Regions from separate parts of the Homo sapiens genome. Here all the other regions are linked to region 2. A link is an interaction called in ENCODE POLR2A ChIA-PET data of the cell type or tissue named here. Cell type or tissue: Panc1. All regions are shown on one strand.

What was found. Peaks named below come from ENCODE experiments on the same cell type or tissue, not always from the same donor. Only the 100,000 strongest peaks of a DNase experiment are listed, where the experiment ranks them.
Region 1: POLR2A ChIA-PET joins it to region 2 with 12 read pairs; 5 of 35 experiments call an interaction of 5 or more read pairs at or near these places.
Region 3: POLR2A ChIA-PET joins it to region 2 with 13 read pairs; 3 of 35 experiments call an interaction of 5 or more read pairs at or near these places.

Annotation. Positions count from the first base shown.
Region 1 is chr19:40,198,755-40,203,754 of GRCh38, reverse strand. All of the region lies in intron 2 of MAP3K10 (mitogen-activated protein kinase kinase kinase 10), which reads right to left. Among named protein-coding and RNA genes, the nearest start is that of MAP3K10, 9.8 kb to the right of the region's middle. In Panc1, no CTCF peak of the experiment used is centred here; no DNase peak of the experiment used is centred here.
Region 2 is chr19:39,843,847-39,848,846 of GRCh38, reverse strand. FBL (fibrillarin) reads left to right here and starts at 2,468. Exons shown (of 9, transcript NM_001436.4): 1 at 2,468-2,556. The coding sequence starts at 2,547. RefSeq lists an enhancer at 2,923-3,663. In Panc1, no CTCF peak of the experiment used is centred here; DNase peaks (open chromatin) are centred at 2,406, 2,866, 3,236 and 4,716; H3K4me3 peaks cover 3,116 bases; H3K27ac peaks cover 4,111 bases.
Region 3 is chr19:40,257,950-40,262,949 of GRCh38, reverse strand. All of the region lies in intron 2 of AKT2 (AKT serine/threonine kinase 2), which reads left to right. Among named protein-coding and RNA genes, the nearest start is that of MIR641, 22 kb to the left of the region's middle. In Panc1, no CTCF peak of the experiment used is centred here; no DNase peak of the experiment used is centred here.

The DNA of each region.
Region 1 (5,000 bases), 350 kb before region 2:
CCAGTTAACATTATTTAACATTTATAAAGCACTTACTGCAGGCCAGGCACTGTGCTAGGCACTCGGTAATCCTCACAACAGCCCTGTAAGGCAGAAGGATTTGGTATGACCCCTGCTTTAGCTGATGAGCAGGTACACGCTCAGAGAGGTAAGGGGCTTGCCCAAGGTCACACAGCTAGTGAGTGGTGGAGCCACACTTGGACTCAGGTCTGCCTGCTGCCCACGACAGTGCTCTCAGTGGCTCCATGGTACCAGAGCGTGCGTCACTGTGCTGTGGTCCCTGCAAGGCTATCTTCCTCTGCAAACTCTACATCCTCCCAGATCCTGATGGCCATTCTGTGTGGTGTTTATCCTGGAGTAGATCCCTGGTCTCCCCACTATCCACTCATGCATTCATTCAACATATCCTTTTTTTTTTTTGAGACAAAGTCTCTGTCACCCAGGCTGGAGTGCAGTGGCATGATCTCGGCTCCCTGCAACCTCCGCCTCTTGGGTTCAAGTGATTCTTGTGCCTCAGCCTCCCAAGTAGCTGGGATTACAGATGTGCACCACCATCCCAGCTAATTTGTGTATTTTTAGTAGAGATGGGGTTTCACCATGTTGGCCAGGCTGGTCTCCAACTCCTGACCTCAGGTTCCGCCTGCCTCAGCCTCCCAAAGTGCTGGGATTACAGGCATGAGCCACTGCGCCCGGCCCATTCAACGTATACTTATTAAGTGCCTACTGTGTGCCAAGCACCATTTTAGACATTGGGAAGAGATAGACACAATCACTGCCCCCATATGCAGCTGACAGCCTCCCATTCTTCAGTGACAGTGCTGGTGAATTGAGCTGGCCACATGCTGCCTGCATGAATTTTCCATTCTCCTTTGCAGCTAAGCATGCCACATGACCACAGTTCTGGTACATGGGATGTAGGAGGGGGTGTAGTAGGCAACTAGCTTCCAGGAAGTATCCTCAAAAAGAAGGGGTGCCCGGCCGGGAAAGAGTGTGAGGTGGGATGATGGCTTGAGCCCAAGAGTTCAAGGCTGCAGTGAGCTATGACTATACCACCACATTCTAGCCTGCGTGGGAGAGTGAGAGCCTGTCTTTTAAAAATTTTTTTAAATGAAAAATAAATTTATAGTGGGTTAATTTTATATTATTTATATCTTAAATAAGATGAAATCTGTCCCCAAACACCCTATCCTGTAAAGACTATTGTTCAAAGAAGGAACAGAATGGACCCCAAAATAAGAGGTGAAAATCCCCACATACACTCTAGTCATGCCAAGGGCAGCCTGACAGGCAAGGCTTCTTGCTTCCTGTCTCAACTTATCCCTGTCCTGCGAAGCCGCGGCAGGACACATCTGCAGCTCAGCACAGCAGACAGGCACAGGAGCGCAGGAACAAAAACAACATGGGTAAGAAAATGAGGCCGGGCGCGGTGGCTCACGCCTGTAATCCCAGCACTTTGGGAGGCCGAGGCGGGCGGATCACAAGGTCAGGAGATTGAGACCATCCTGGCTAGCACGGTGAAACCCCGTCTCTACTAAAAATACAAAAAATTAGTCAGGCGTGGTGGCGGGCGCCTGTAGTCCCAGCTACTCGGGAGGCTGAGGCAGGAGAATGGCGTGAACCCAGGAGGCGGAGCTTGCAGTGAGCTGAGATCGTGCCACTGAACTCCAGCCTGGAAGACAGAGTGAGACTACGTCTCAAAAAATAAAAAGAAGGGGTGCCATTTTCCTTTTTTCCCCTTCTTGTGGTTGGAATGTAGACATAAAACCTGGAGCCTGGGGGGTGGGGGACAAGGGGAGGGAGAGCATTAGGCAAATACCTGACACACGCGGGGCTTCAAACCTAGATGATGGGTTGATGGGTGCAGCAAACTACCATGGCACATGTATACCTATGTAACAAACCCTGCACGTTCTGCACATGTATCCCAGAACTTAAAATTAAAAAAAAAAAAAAAAAAAAAGCTGGCGTGTGGAGCTAGGCACAGTGGCTCACGCCTGTAATGTCAGCACTTTGGGAGGCCAAGACAAGAGGACCTCTTGAGCCCAAGAGATCGAGACCAGCGTAGGAAACAAAGTGAGACCTCGTCTCTACAAAAAATTAGCCTGGTGTGGTGGCATGCCTGTAGTCCCAGCTACTAGAGAGGCTGAGGTGGGAGGATCACTTGAGCCCAGGAGGTTGAGGCTGCAATGATTTGTGACGGCATCACTGCACTCCAGCCTGGGTGACAGAGCAAGACCCTGTTAAAAAAAAAAAAAAAAAAAAGGCTGGGTGCGGTGGCTGACGCCTGTAATCCCAGCACTTTAGGAGGCCCAGGTGGGCAGATCATGAGGTCAAGAGATCAAGGCTGTCCTGGCCAATATGGTGAAACCCCGTCTCTACTGAAAAATTAAAAAAAATAAATAAATAATACAAAAATTAGCTGGGCCTGGTGGCATGTGCCTGTAGTCCCAGCTACTTGGGAGGCTGAGGCAGGATAATTGCTTGAACCCAGGAGGCAGAGGTTTCAGTGAGCCAAGATCGCGCCGCTGTACTCCGGCCTGGGCGACAGAGCAAGACTCCAGCTCAAAAAAAAAAAAAAAACAAAAAACGCTGGAGCTCAAGCAGTCATTTTGGATCATGAAGTAAACTTCAGAATGGAGACCATACAAGGTGGGGGAGAAACAGTGGTTTATAACTGGAGGGTAGCATGATCCACCCCTCTCTCCCATGTCCTTGGAAACCTATGGGGTTACTGTGATTGTAATAATGACTGAGAATGTTACTGAAGTTTATGGCGGGGAGGTGTGGATATCCTGCATCCTGCTAAGTACAGGACAGGACCACATCAGAAAGAATTAGCCTGCCCGGCCGGGTGCAGTGACTCATGCCTGTAATCCCAGCACTCTAGGAGGCTGAGGCGGGCGGATCACCTGAGGTCAGGACTTCAAGACCAGCCTAGCCAACATGGTGAAACCCTGTCTCCACTAAAAATATAAAAATTAGCCAGTGCATGCCTATAATCTCAGCTACTCGGGAGGCTGAGGCACAAGAATCACTTGAATCTGGGAGGAGGAGGGTGCAGTGAGCTGAGATTGTGCCATTGCACTCCAGCCTGGGCGGCAGAGTGAGACTCTGTCCCAAAAAAAAAAAAAAAAAAAAAAAAGGTAGCACAAATGAACGCCTGATGTACAGCCAGTTGGAAATTCTCCCAAAGGGCTGCTCTGCTCTAGGCTGAGCTGGAGACTTCCTGTCTGATCTGTCTCAGTCCCATACCCATTAATTTGCTGCTTGGACAATCTGGAGCCTCAGCTGGGAATTGACGGGAACAGTAAATGGGGAGACCCAGGTTTGGCTCCAACCAAGCAGAAGGTCCTGGGTTGAAAGTCTCCATGGCCACCATCAACTCTCACTGGTGACAGCAACAGACCCATCATTGGCTGTCTCTACCTAACAGTCAAAGGAGCTTTTATTTTTAAGTATTTTTTTTCAGATGGAGTCTTGCTCTGTCACCCAGGCTGGAGTGCAACGGCGCCATCTCAACCTCTGCCTCCTGCAGTCAAGCAATTCCCCTGCCTCAGCCTCCTGAGTAGCTAGGACTACAGGCACCCACCACCATGCCTGGCTAATTTTTGTATTTTTAGTAGAGATGGGGTTTCACCATGTTGGCCAGGCTAGTCCTGAATGAACTCCTGGCCTCAAGTGAACCACCCACCTCGGCCTCCCAAAGTGCCAGGATTACAGGCGTGAGCCACCGCGCCTGGCCGAATTTTTGTATTTTTAGTAGAGGTGGGATTTCACCATGTTGGCCAGGCTGGTCTCAAACTCCTGGTGTCAAGGGATTCACCCACCTGGGCCTCCCAAAGTGCTGGGATTACAGGCGTGAGCCACCGCACCCGGCCTCCAAAGGAGTTTTTATTTACTTCCTTTTATAAAAATTAATTTAAAAATTTCTTTTTCATATACATGGGGTCTCACTACATTGACCAGGCTGGTCTCAAATTCCTGGCCTCAAGTGATCCTCCCACCTTGGCCTCCCAAAGTACTGGGATTATAGGTGTGAGCTACCACTCTATTCAGACATGGCTCCTCATGGCTTCCTACTTCATTAGAATAAAACCTGAAGGCCACTCCCTCACCCACAGGGCCTTCCAGCTCCCTCTCCTACATAATTTCCTACCTCTCTCTTCCTTGCCTGCACAGTGGCAGCCACATGGGCCTCTTTGCTGTTTCTGGGACACACCATGCTCACCTCAGCACCTCCTTCTTCCTCCAAACTTTTCGTGACTGGTTCCTTTTTGCCACTTGGAACTCAGATGAAGTATCATTTCTCAGATTGCTCAGAGAAGCGTTCCCAAAAGTAGTCTTCCAGCCCTTAAAGTGCCTTCCTCTCAGCCTCCTCGCACTTTGTACTAACACTTTTTTCTGGTGTACTTGTCTTTAAAAATTATAATTTTCTTAAAAAACAGCTTTATAAAAAAGAGCTTCTTGTATGTTGACTGACTTACTATTCCTGAGGGCAGGGATTGCATGTATTTTTCTTCTCTGCTATATCCCTAGAACCCGGTGCAGTTAGATGAAGGAATGAATGAGTGAATTAATCATTTTCCTGTCTGACAGATGGGACAGTGCATGGGCTAGTGTCTGAGGGGGCTTTCAGTGCTAGCATCCATGTGCTGTCTCTATGCTTTTTTAAATTTTTTCTTTTTTTGGAGACAGAGTCTCGCTCTGTCACCCAGGCTGGAGTGCAGTGGCCAATCCCAGCCCACTGCAATCTCTGCCTCCCGGCCTCAAGTGATTCTCCTGCCTCAGTCTCCCGAGTAGCTGGGACAACAGGCATCTGCCACCACGCCCAGGTAATTTTAGTATTTTTAGTAGAGATGGGGTTTCACCATGTTGGTCAGGCTGGTCTCAAACTCCTGACCTCAAGTGATCCGCCCACCTCGGCCTCCCAAAGTGCTGGGATTACAGGTGTGCGCCCCCGCGCCCGGCCTTGTCTCTAGATCCTATGAGCTTTTTATTCT
Region 2 (5,000 bases):
AAGGAGAAAACAGCCCCGCTTGGAAAGGGAGGTCTTCAGGGCAGAGTCCTCCTTAGAGCAAGAAGGTCACAGGAAGGTTCAGAGGGAGTTGAGGAAATGGGGAATATTGGGAAAAGTCCTCAAGGGCTTCGCTATCCCTGCCCTGCCCTGCCTGCCAGTGTCTCCTCCATCCCCCTCCCACCTCTCTGCCTGGGCCTCCCCTATCCTGGCCCTGAGCCCCCTGCCTGGGGCTCCCCAGTCCCATTTCTGCCGGTGCTTCCCCCATTGCCCTCCTACCCCTCTGCCTGTCCCAGCCCTGACCCCTCTGGGCCAACACTGTTTGGGAACCTGTCTGTCTCTCCTATTGGACTGGCAGCTCCAGGAGGACAGGACCCGGGGCTGTTTTAGCCACCATTGTGTCCCCAGCACAAGACCAACAGGCACCTCCACCACTAATTACTTACCGATAGAGCCAATTTCAGGTCTTCAGAGCAAGCTAGCAGGCAAAGTATCTCAGAAGCAGGAGATGGTGCCAGGATTCCAAGAAATAGGGCTGGAATCCCCTAAATCTGCACTGCACTCTGAGTACTTTTGTCCTTTAGAAGAAAAATATTAATTAGAAGGCAAATAGTAAAATCCATGTGAAATAGGTAACATTATCCGGAATTGGACCCACTGGAATCATTGCACATCTAGAAATCCAGAATAGACTCAACTATTTCATCTCATAGTTTTTAAAAAGTTTTTTTTGTTTGGTTTTTGTTTTTGTTTTGGGACAGGGGTGTCGCTCTGTGACCCAGGCTGGAGTGTAGTGGTGCAGTCATGGCTCATTTCAGCCTAGACCTACTGGGCTCAAAGGATCCTCCTGCCTCAGCCTCTTGAGTAGCTGGGACTACAGGTGCAAGCAACCATACCCAGCTAATTTTTTATTTTTTGTAAAGATAAGGTCTCACTCTGTAGCCCAGGCTGGCCTTAAGCTCCTGGGCTCAAGCGATCCTCCTGCCTCGGCCTCCCAAAGTGCCTGGATTACAGGTGTGAGCCACTGCCCCGACCGGTTCTGAAAAGTTTAAGCAGATTTTCCATCATAATATCTAAACAATCTTTCAGGAATGTTTCTGTGCAAATTGGTGGCATTCCACAGCTGGAACACTGTACACAGAGAACTCACAACGGTATGAGGCCATCCATTCATTCAACAAACATTTACTGGGCACCCAGAGGGCTGTCCTAGGCCTAGAGTGATAGAGCAGTGAATGGAACAGAGTCAACATCTAGGCTCTGGACTGGTAGGTTCTTCTGGAGTTTTTCGGTAACTTCTCATAACAGCAGTTGTCTTGCTTTGCAGAATGAATATAGGGATGGATACTGATATTACACAATTACAAAGCCCAAAATTCTTAATACTTAAGCAGAATCTGTTGACCCCTGACGCCGCTCTCTGCCCCCACTCTGATCTGTCCATCCTTTTCTTCTGATTCACGGCAGCAGCCAGTCCTTGGTTTTCCTGCTTTCACCCTCACTCCTGCAGTCTGCTTCCCACATGCAGCCAGAGGGACCTGTGTCAGATCACATTCCTTCTCTGCTTGGAACCCTTCCATGGTTCCATCTTACTGCCTAAGTCCTCACTATGTCCCACAAAGCTCCGCACAATCTGCCCTTGTTAGCTACCCGCCCTTATCTCCTCTTACTCTCCACCTTGCTCACTTTGCCCCACCCACCCTCCTCATTGTCTCTCCAACTTCCCATATCTTTCCTTCCTCAGGGCCTCTGCATCTGCAGATCTTTTCCCTGCCTGGAACTCTCTTCCCCTAGATAGGTGCATGCCTCACTCCTCACTTCCTTCAGCCCTTTAGCTCAAAAGTCTCCTGATGCATTCCTTGACCACCGTGCCAAAAAAACAAAAATCATTTGCCCTCCAAAATCTCTATCCCCTTTCCCTGCTGTTATTTTCTCCAAAGCACTTATCGCTTTCAAACATTCAACATGTTTGGTGTCTATTTCCTCCATTAAAAAGATGAACTCCAGGAGAGTGGAGATTTTTATGTCTCGTACACCGCTGTATTCCCAGCTCCTAGAACAGCACCTGGTACACACGAGGTGCACTGTAAATGTTTTTCGGATGTTTGAATGGAAGCCCAGAGTCGGTCACTGTTCTTGGGGCTGGAAATGTATTGGGGAAGCCTTTTTGGGTGTACAGGGGCCAGAGGGATTTAGCTAGGAATACAAAAGAGGGCACAGCCCGTGCGAAGGCTATGAGCCCTGATTATTGGGGTGCTCGCATTGGGGAAGAGGAAACCGGAAGCGAGTTTAGGGCGACCGCTGCACAGGCAAAGGCTGGGAAGGCAGAGAGCGAGGGCAGCGGGTTGCGTGTCGACAGGCTCGAGAATCCAGGCTCACTGCGCGTGCGCCGAGCTCCGGGCGGGGAAGGGGCCCGGGGGCGGGACTACGGGGTGGCGTCACGCAGCGCACGTCGCCGCGCGCCTGCGCTCTTTTCCACGTGCGAAAGCCCCGGACTCGTGGAGTTGTGAACGCCGCGGACTCCGGAGCCGCACAAACCAGGGCTCGCCATGAAGCCAGGTCAGGCTGGGGTGAGGGTCCGGGGTCAGGGACGGAGGCCGGGCGGGAATCCGGGTGCCAGGCCAGAATCGGAGGGGTGGGGCCTTGGCCTGGGGGCAGGGGTTCTGAGCACGGGTTCCAGTCTCCTGTGGGAAGGGGGATTCTGATTCCAGCAGGTCTAGGGGTTTGTGACTGGCTTCAGAGGTCACGGTCGTGAGTCGAAGAAGGCCGTGGGCCTGGCATTGGGGGTGTTGACGTGGGGTTCGTCTCATTGAGGCCGTCTAATAGGGATTTTGGATATTGGGCAGGAGGCGGCACTCAAGGGTCTTGGGCTAGAGTTTGGATTCAGGCATCTGGAGTCTTGGATCGCTGGGCGTGTTTTGGGAATCAGGCTTGGGTCGGAGATGGAGAGTTCCTGACCTTGGGTCCTGGAGCTGTGTGTGGGAAGCCCCCATTTGCCTTCCCTGTCGCTGCCACCACCACCATCCCCTTATCCCGCATCCCAGCTTTTCCGAGTGGGCCGGAGTGGATGAGGACTCCCCGGTTGGCCGTGTGCGGCGCTCTTCGGCTCACTTTCCCGCCTTCTGCACTTACAGTGGGGCGGATCCCCGGGGATGGAGTGGAGATTTGGGGATTAAGATTTCCACCTCCGGGACGAGACTTAACAAGCTCGGCATTAGTCTGGGGTGGTGGGGCGGGTGGTTGTCACAGGAGGTAAGTAGTTTTATTCTTAAGATTTTCCACTAGATTCTGCTGAAACCACTCCCTTCATGGTGGAATGATGAGGGGGTCCTGGCTTTGACAGCAGAAGGGCCTCAGTTCAGTGTGTCAGCTCTTGCTCAGCTTCTTAGCCTGCTGTGTGAACTTGGGCAAGTGGCTTTACCTCTCTGAGCCTCTGTTTTCTCATCAATAAAATGGCGCCAGTTAGGATTAAGCGACGTTAAAAAAAATAGCACAGTGCTTGACATATAATAGTATTAGCTCTAATTGTTACCTTTATCTTTCTCAAAGAGAACAACATTAGAATCCTTCTCGGTGGTGCCTGAGCACTTCCTCCATCTGGCCTGCCCAACCCGCACTCATCTGTGTGAGAACTTGCTTCATTGAGTTTGGAGAATTTCCACCATGGCCCAAAGGGTCTGTTTTCCTAGTACAGGCTTTCTTTTTCTTTTGTGTGTGTGTTTGTGTGGAGAGATGGGGGTCACCTGGCAGGAGATTTGTGGATCTGTGCCCTTCTCCCAAGTTCCCTTTCTCTTCCGTGTTTGGGGATCTCTTGATGAAGTGGGGTGGGGGATTGTAGGCCAGGTATGCTGAGATCCTGGCTTGCCTGCAGGCATTCTGGTCTGTGATTCCCTCATAAATGGAGGATACCCGTTCTTCCAACCTTCCTCCATGTGTGGTAGAATGTGAAGTTGTAAAAGTTGTCAGGTGTTAGCTCTTTAGTAAGGATTTTAGCCTGAGTGAGAAAAGAACCCTTTGGGAGATTTTTGAGCAGGGGCGTGGTGCAGTCTGACATTTTTAAAAGGGATTCTTTTTGCTTCGATGTGTGAAAGACCTCAGGGTGGCAAAAGTGGAAGCAGGCACATTGGTGGGAAGCTTGTTGCTGTAATCTAGGAGATGGTGTGGTGGACCAGGATGGGAGCAGTGGACATGCTGACAGTTTTACATGCTTTTGAAGACAGAACCAACAGATTGTATGTGGGTGTGTGATCGGAGTCAAGGATAACCAAGGGTTTGGGGGTGTGTAACTGGAAGGATGGAATTGCCATTTTTGAGATGGAGAAGGCTGTGGAAGGAGAGCAGATTTTAAATCAGGGGGTTTATGGACCCCCCTCCCCCCAAAAAAAGAACTTACTGGAAAAGTTTGTGTGAACATGTGTTTTTTCTGAGGACTGGGTACTTTTGGTACATTTTCCCCCAAAAGCTCCAGGACCTGAAACGGATTGAGATGTTTTGAGTATCTGGGATTGAAAGTTTACACTCATGCCCACTCCGCCCCAAGCACATGCCAGTACTTCCTTTCTGTTAGGCCTGGGTTGAGACTTTCATAAGCCTAGCTGTGGCATCTCCCCTAAATGAAGGTCTTGGCTTTGGAAAACTGTTGGAGGGCTTGGGCAAGAAAATTGAGATCTGAGTTGCTGTTTCAAAAACAGCACTTATTAGTTGCTGTGTGGAAAGTGGACTGTAGGGGGAGTAGAACATTAAAAAGTGAACAACTCTTAGTTATGTTCTAGAGTTTTGAAAAGGAAACTTCATTTTAAAAGATCAAATTAGGAGTAGCTATTAAAAGTTACATTTTCATCTTTAATAGAAAGATGAAAAAAGAACTAACTGGAAAAGTTTGTGTGAACATGTGTTTTTTCTGAGGAATGGGTACTTTTGGTACATGAGGAGGGAAGAGGAGACGCGTACCCCTGAGTTTGAATGATGATGTTCAAAGTAGGTGCCAGATAGTATATATGTGA
Region 3 (5,000 bases), 410 kb before region 2:
CTGAGTAGCAGCTGGCAGAGGTGGGCAAGGTGAGGTGGGCCCTGCTGACTACTGCTGTTTTGGGACCTGTACCACCCCACCGACCCCCTTGGTGGTTAAAATAATGGCAGTGCTGGTTTACTGAGCACTTACTGTGTGCCAGACACCTGTCTCTGCTCTAGGCAAGCCTGATTTTGTTGAATTTTTATAGATGCCCTGTGGAGCACATGCCACCTTACAGACTGGAAAGCTAAGGTTCAGTAGGAAGAGTGACTTGCTTGAGGTTTCAGCAAGGAGTGGGTAGAGCTGAGGTTGGACTCAGGCCCTCTGACTCCTGAACTAGTGCTCTCAAGGCCTGGCCCACGTGCTGCCTCTCACCCAGCAAGCTGTGCTTAAGGCCAAGGGTGTAGTAATAGCACATCTAATCAGAGTCACTCATGCCATGTGCTGGTCCCACTTCTGACACAGCTGCAGCACACCACCATTAGCAGAGCACCTGCCCTCTGCCACGCCCCATGCTGGGCTCCATCTGCCGGTTTAGAGGCAGACGGTATAGTAGTCAAGATGTGGGCTGTGCTTTCCAATTCTGGCTCTCCCAGGTAACAGCTGGGAAGGTTGGGCAAACTAATAGGACCTCTCTGTGACTCAGTTTCCCCATCCGCAAAATAGGAATACAATTGTGAGGATATTTTTCCTTCTACCTGTTTTTTGTCTTTTTTTTTTTTTCATAGATATATGGTCTTGCTATATTGCCCAGGTGGGTCTTGAACTCCTAGCCTCAAGTGAGTCTCCTGTCTTGGCCTCCCAAAGTGCTGGGATTACAGTTGTGAGCCACTGCGTTCAGCTTTTAGGTTTCTTTTCTTAGCTTGTTACCAAAGTATGAAAGGCCACAGATAAATGCCTGGATAATAAACTCGCCCCAATCCCAGTGTACAGTTCAAGAAATAGAATAAGACGGTCCCCGGAAGCTCTCCCAAGTGCTCCTCCCAAGCAGTTACCGCTCTCCTAACCTCCAGTAACACAGATGAGGTTTTTTTTAGTTTTTATCCTTTAAAAAAAAAAAAACGGGGATGAAATTTACATAACGTGAGATTAACCATTTTGAAGTGTATGATTCATTGGCCTTTAGTATATCACAATGTTGTGTAACCACTACCTCTATCTAGTTTCAAAACCTTTTCATTACCCCAAAATAAAACTTTGTACCCATTAAGCAGTCAGTTTTTGTATCCTATGTCTTAGTTCATTCTGTGCTGCTATAACATATTACCCGAGACTGGGTAATTTATAATGAACAGAAACTTATTTCTTACCGTTCTGGAGGTAGGGAAGTCCGAGATTCAGGGTTGGCATCTTCTTGTCACACGTCCCATGGTGAAAGGGGAAGGGTAAGAGAGAACAAGACAGGGCTGAACTTGTCTTGTTTTTTTTTTTTTTTGAGATGGAGTCTTGCTCTGTCGCCCAGGCTGGAGTGCCGTGGCGCGATCTCGGCTCACTGCAACCTCTGCCTCCTTGGTTCAAGGAATTCTCCTGCTTCAGCCTCCTGAGTAGCTGGGATTACAGGCGTGTGCCACCATGCTTGGCTAATTTTTGTATTATTAGTAGAGATGGGGTTTCACCATGTTGGCCAGGCTGGTCTTGAACTCCTGACCTCAGGTGATCCACCTGCCTTGGCCTCCCAAAGTGCTGGGATTACAGGCGTGAGCCATTGCGCCTGGCCGAACTCGTCCTTTTATAAGGAACCCACTCTGTGATAATGTCATTAATCCATTCATGAGGGTGGTGCTCCCTTCACCCAAATACCTCCCATGAGGCTGCATTGGGGATCAAGTTTCCAACACATGAACTTTGGGGGACAATTCAATTCATAGCACCCCCTGTCTCCTGGTGTCTGCTAACCACCAGTTTACTTTCTGTCTCTATGAATTTACCTACTCTGGACATTTCATGTAAATGGAATCATATGTGGCCTTTTGTGACTGGCTTCTTTAACTTAGCAACATGATTTTTTGTTTTGAGTCAGGGTCTTGGGCTATCGCCCAGGCTGCAGTGCAGTGGTGGGACCTTGGCTCATGGCTCACTGCAGCCTCAACCTCCTGGTCTCAAGTGATCCTCCTGCCTCAGCCTCCAGAGTAGCTGGGACTACAGGCAGGTGCCACCACACTTGGCTAAGCTTAATGTTTTTGAGGTTCCTCTATGTAGTAGCGTATATCAATATGTCGTTCCTTCTTATGGATGAATAATCTCTATGTTGTAGATGTATCACATTTTGTTATCTGTTAATTTGTTGATGGACATTGGGATGATATATTCTTTTTTTTTTTTTTTTTTTTTTTTTTTTTGAGATGGAATCTCACTCTGTCACCAGGCTGGAGTGCAGTGGCGTGATCTCGGCTCACTGCAGCCTCCGCCTCCTGGGTTCAAGTGATTCTCCTGCCTCAGCCTCCTGAGTAGCTGGGACTACAGGTGTGCGCCACCATGCCTGGCTAATTTTTATATTTTTAGTAGAGATGGGGTTTCACCATATTGGCCAGGATGGTCTTTATCTCTTGACCTTGGGATCCGCCCACCTCGGCCTCCCAAAGTGCTGGGATTACAGGCGTGAGCCACCAAGCCCGGCCTCGGGGTGATATATTCTATATTTAACTTTTTGAAGAAGCAGCTGCACCATTTTACATTCCCACCAGCAGTGCATGAGGGTGTCAGTTTATATCCTTGCCAACACTTGTTTTTTTTTCATTACAGCCATCCTTGGGCATGTAAAGTTGTACCTCATTGTGTGTGTGGATTTTTTTGTTTTTGTTTTGTTTTGTTTTTTTGAGACAGAGTCTTGCTCTGTCTCCCATGCTGGAGTGCAGTGGCACGATCTCAGCTCACTGTAACCTCCACCTCCTGGGTTCACATGATTCTCAGGCCTCAGCCTCCCAAGCACTGGGACTATAGGCATGTGCCACCACGCCCGGCTAATTTTTGTATTTTTAGTAGAGATGGGGTTTGATCATGTTGGCCAGGCTGGTTTTGAACTCCTGACCTCAAGTGATCCGCCTGCCTCGACCTCCCAAAGTGCTGGGATTACAGGTGTGAGCTACCGCGCCCGGCCTTCATCGTGATTTTGATTTATGTTTGCCAGATGACTAATGATGCTGAACATCTTTTCATCTTTCTGTTGACCATTTGTGTATCTTTGGAGGAATATCTCTTTGAGTCCTTTGCTCATTTTAAAATCAGGCAGTTTGTCTTTTTGTTGTTGCATTGTAAGAGTTCTTTATGTGTTCTGGTTAATAGACCCTTATTAGATTTCCAAGTATTTCCACCCATTCTGTAGGTTATCTTTTTACTTTCTTGACAGTGTCCTTTCATGCACAAAGGTTTTTAATTTTGATGAGTTCACTTGAAGTTTTTCTTTTTGTTGCTTGTGCATTTGGTGTCATCTAAGAATTCATTGCCAAATTCAAAGTAATGAGATTTACTCATGTATTCTTAGACTTTTTTTGTAGTTTTAGCTCTTATATTCAGGTCAATTCATTTTGAGTTTATTTTTGTATATGGTTTACAGTGTGAAGTAGGATATCACAAAAGAATGTGATATCCATTCTTTTGAATGTGGATATCCAGTTGCCTCAGTTTCTTCATCTGCAAAATAGGGATAAGATTGTGAGGATAGGCTACTCTGGGCACATTGCCTATGGGTCACTGTTCCCTGCTCTGCAAGGAACAGTATTTAAATTAACAAAAAAAATTGTAAGGATATTTTTTCTTCTAGGTTTCTTTTCTTTCGTTTTGAAAAAATATAGTCTCTTTGTTGAAGAAACTGTTCTTTCCCCATTGAATGATCTTGGCATCTGTGTTGAAAATCAGTTGAATGTAGATATTTGGGTTTATTTTTTGGCTCTGAATTCTCTTCCATTGGTCTGTATGTCTGTCCTGTATAAACTGTACTGTTTTGATTACTATAGCTTTGTATAGTAAATTTTGAAATTGGAAAGTATTTAACTTTATTTTTCTTTTTCAATATTATTTTGGCTCTTTGGGGCCCTTTGAAATTCCATGTGAATGTGAGGATTGGCTTTTCTATTTCTGAAAAAAGAAAAAGCCTGTTGGAATTTTGATAGGGATTGCATTGAATCTGTATATTGCTTTGGGTAGTATTGCCATCTTAACAATATTGTCTTCTAATCCATGCACACAGGATGTTTTTGCATTTATGTAGATCTCTAATTTCTTTAAACAATGTTTTGTAGTATACAAGCCCTTCACCCCCTTGGTTAAGTATTTTTTTGGAGGCTTTTGTAAATGCTTTTTTTTTTTTTTTTTAAGAGCTAGGGTCTTGCTCTGTCACTGGGCTGGACTGCAGTGGCACCATCATAGCTTCAATTTCTTGAGCTCAGGTGATTCTGCCATTTCGGCCTCCTGAGTAGCTGGGACTTCAGGCACACGCAACGACTCCTGGCTAATTAAAAAACATTTTTTGTGGAGACCAGATCTCACTATGTTGCCCAGGCTCGTCTCAAACTCCAGACTTAAGCCTGCCTCAGCCTCCCAAAGTGCTAGGATTTTACAGGTGGGAGCCACTGTGCTGGTGTTTAATAGCCATGTTGAGGTAAAACTGATGTACTACATGATTCATCCATTTAAAGCATACAGTTCAGTTGGTTTTAGTATGTTCAGAGTTGTGCATCCATCACCATACTCAGGTTTTTTTTTTTGTTTTTTTTTTTTTTTTTTCGAGACGGAGTTTCGCTCTTGTTGCCCAGGCTGGAGTGCAATGGTGTGATCTCGGCTCACGGCAACCTCTGCCTCCCAGGTTCAAGGAGTCTCCTGCCTCAGCCTCCCAAGTAGTGGGATTATAGGCATGCACCACCATGCCTGGCTAATTTTGTATTTTTAGTAGAGATGGGGTTTCTCCATGTTGGTCAGGCTGGTCTCCAACTCCCGACCTCAGGTGATCCGCTCGCCTCGGCCTCCCAAAGTGCCGGGATTACAGGTGTGCGCCACCGTGCCGGGCCCTACTTTTCATCTCT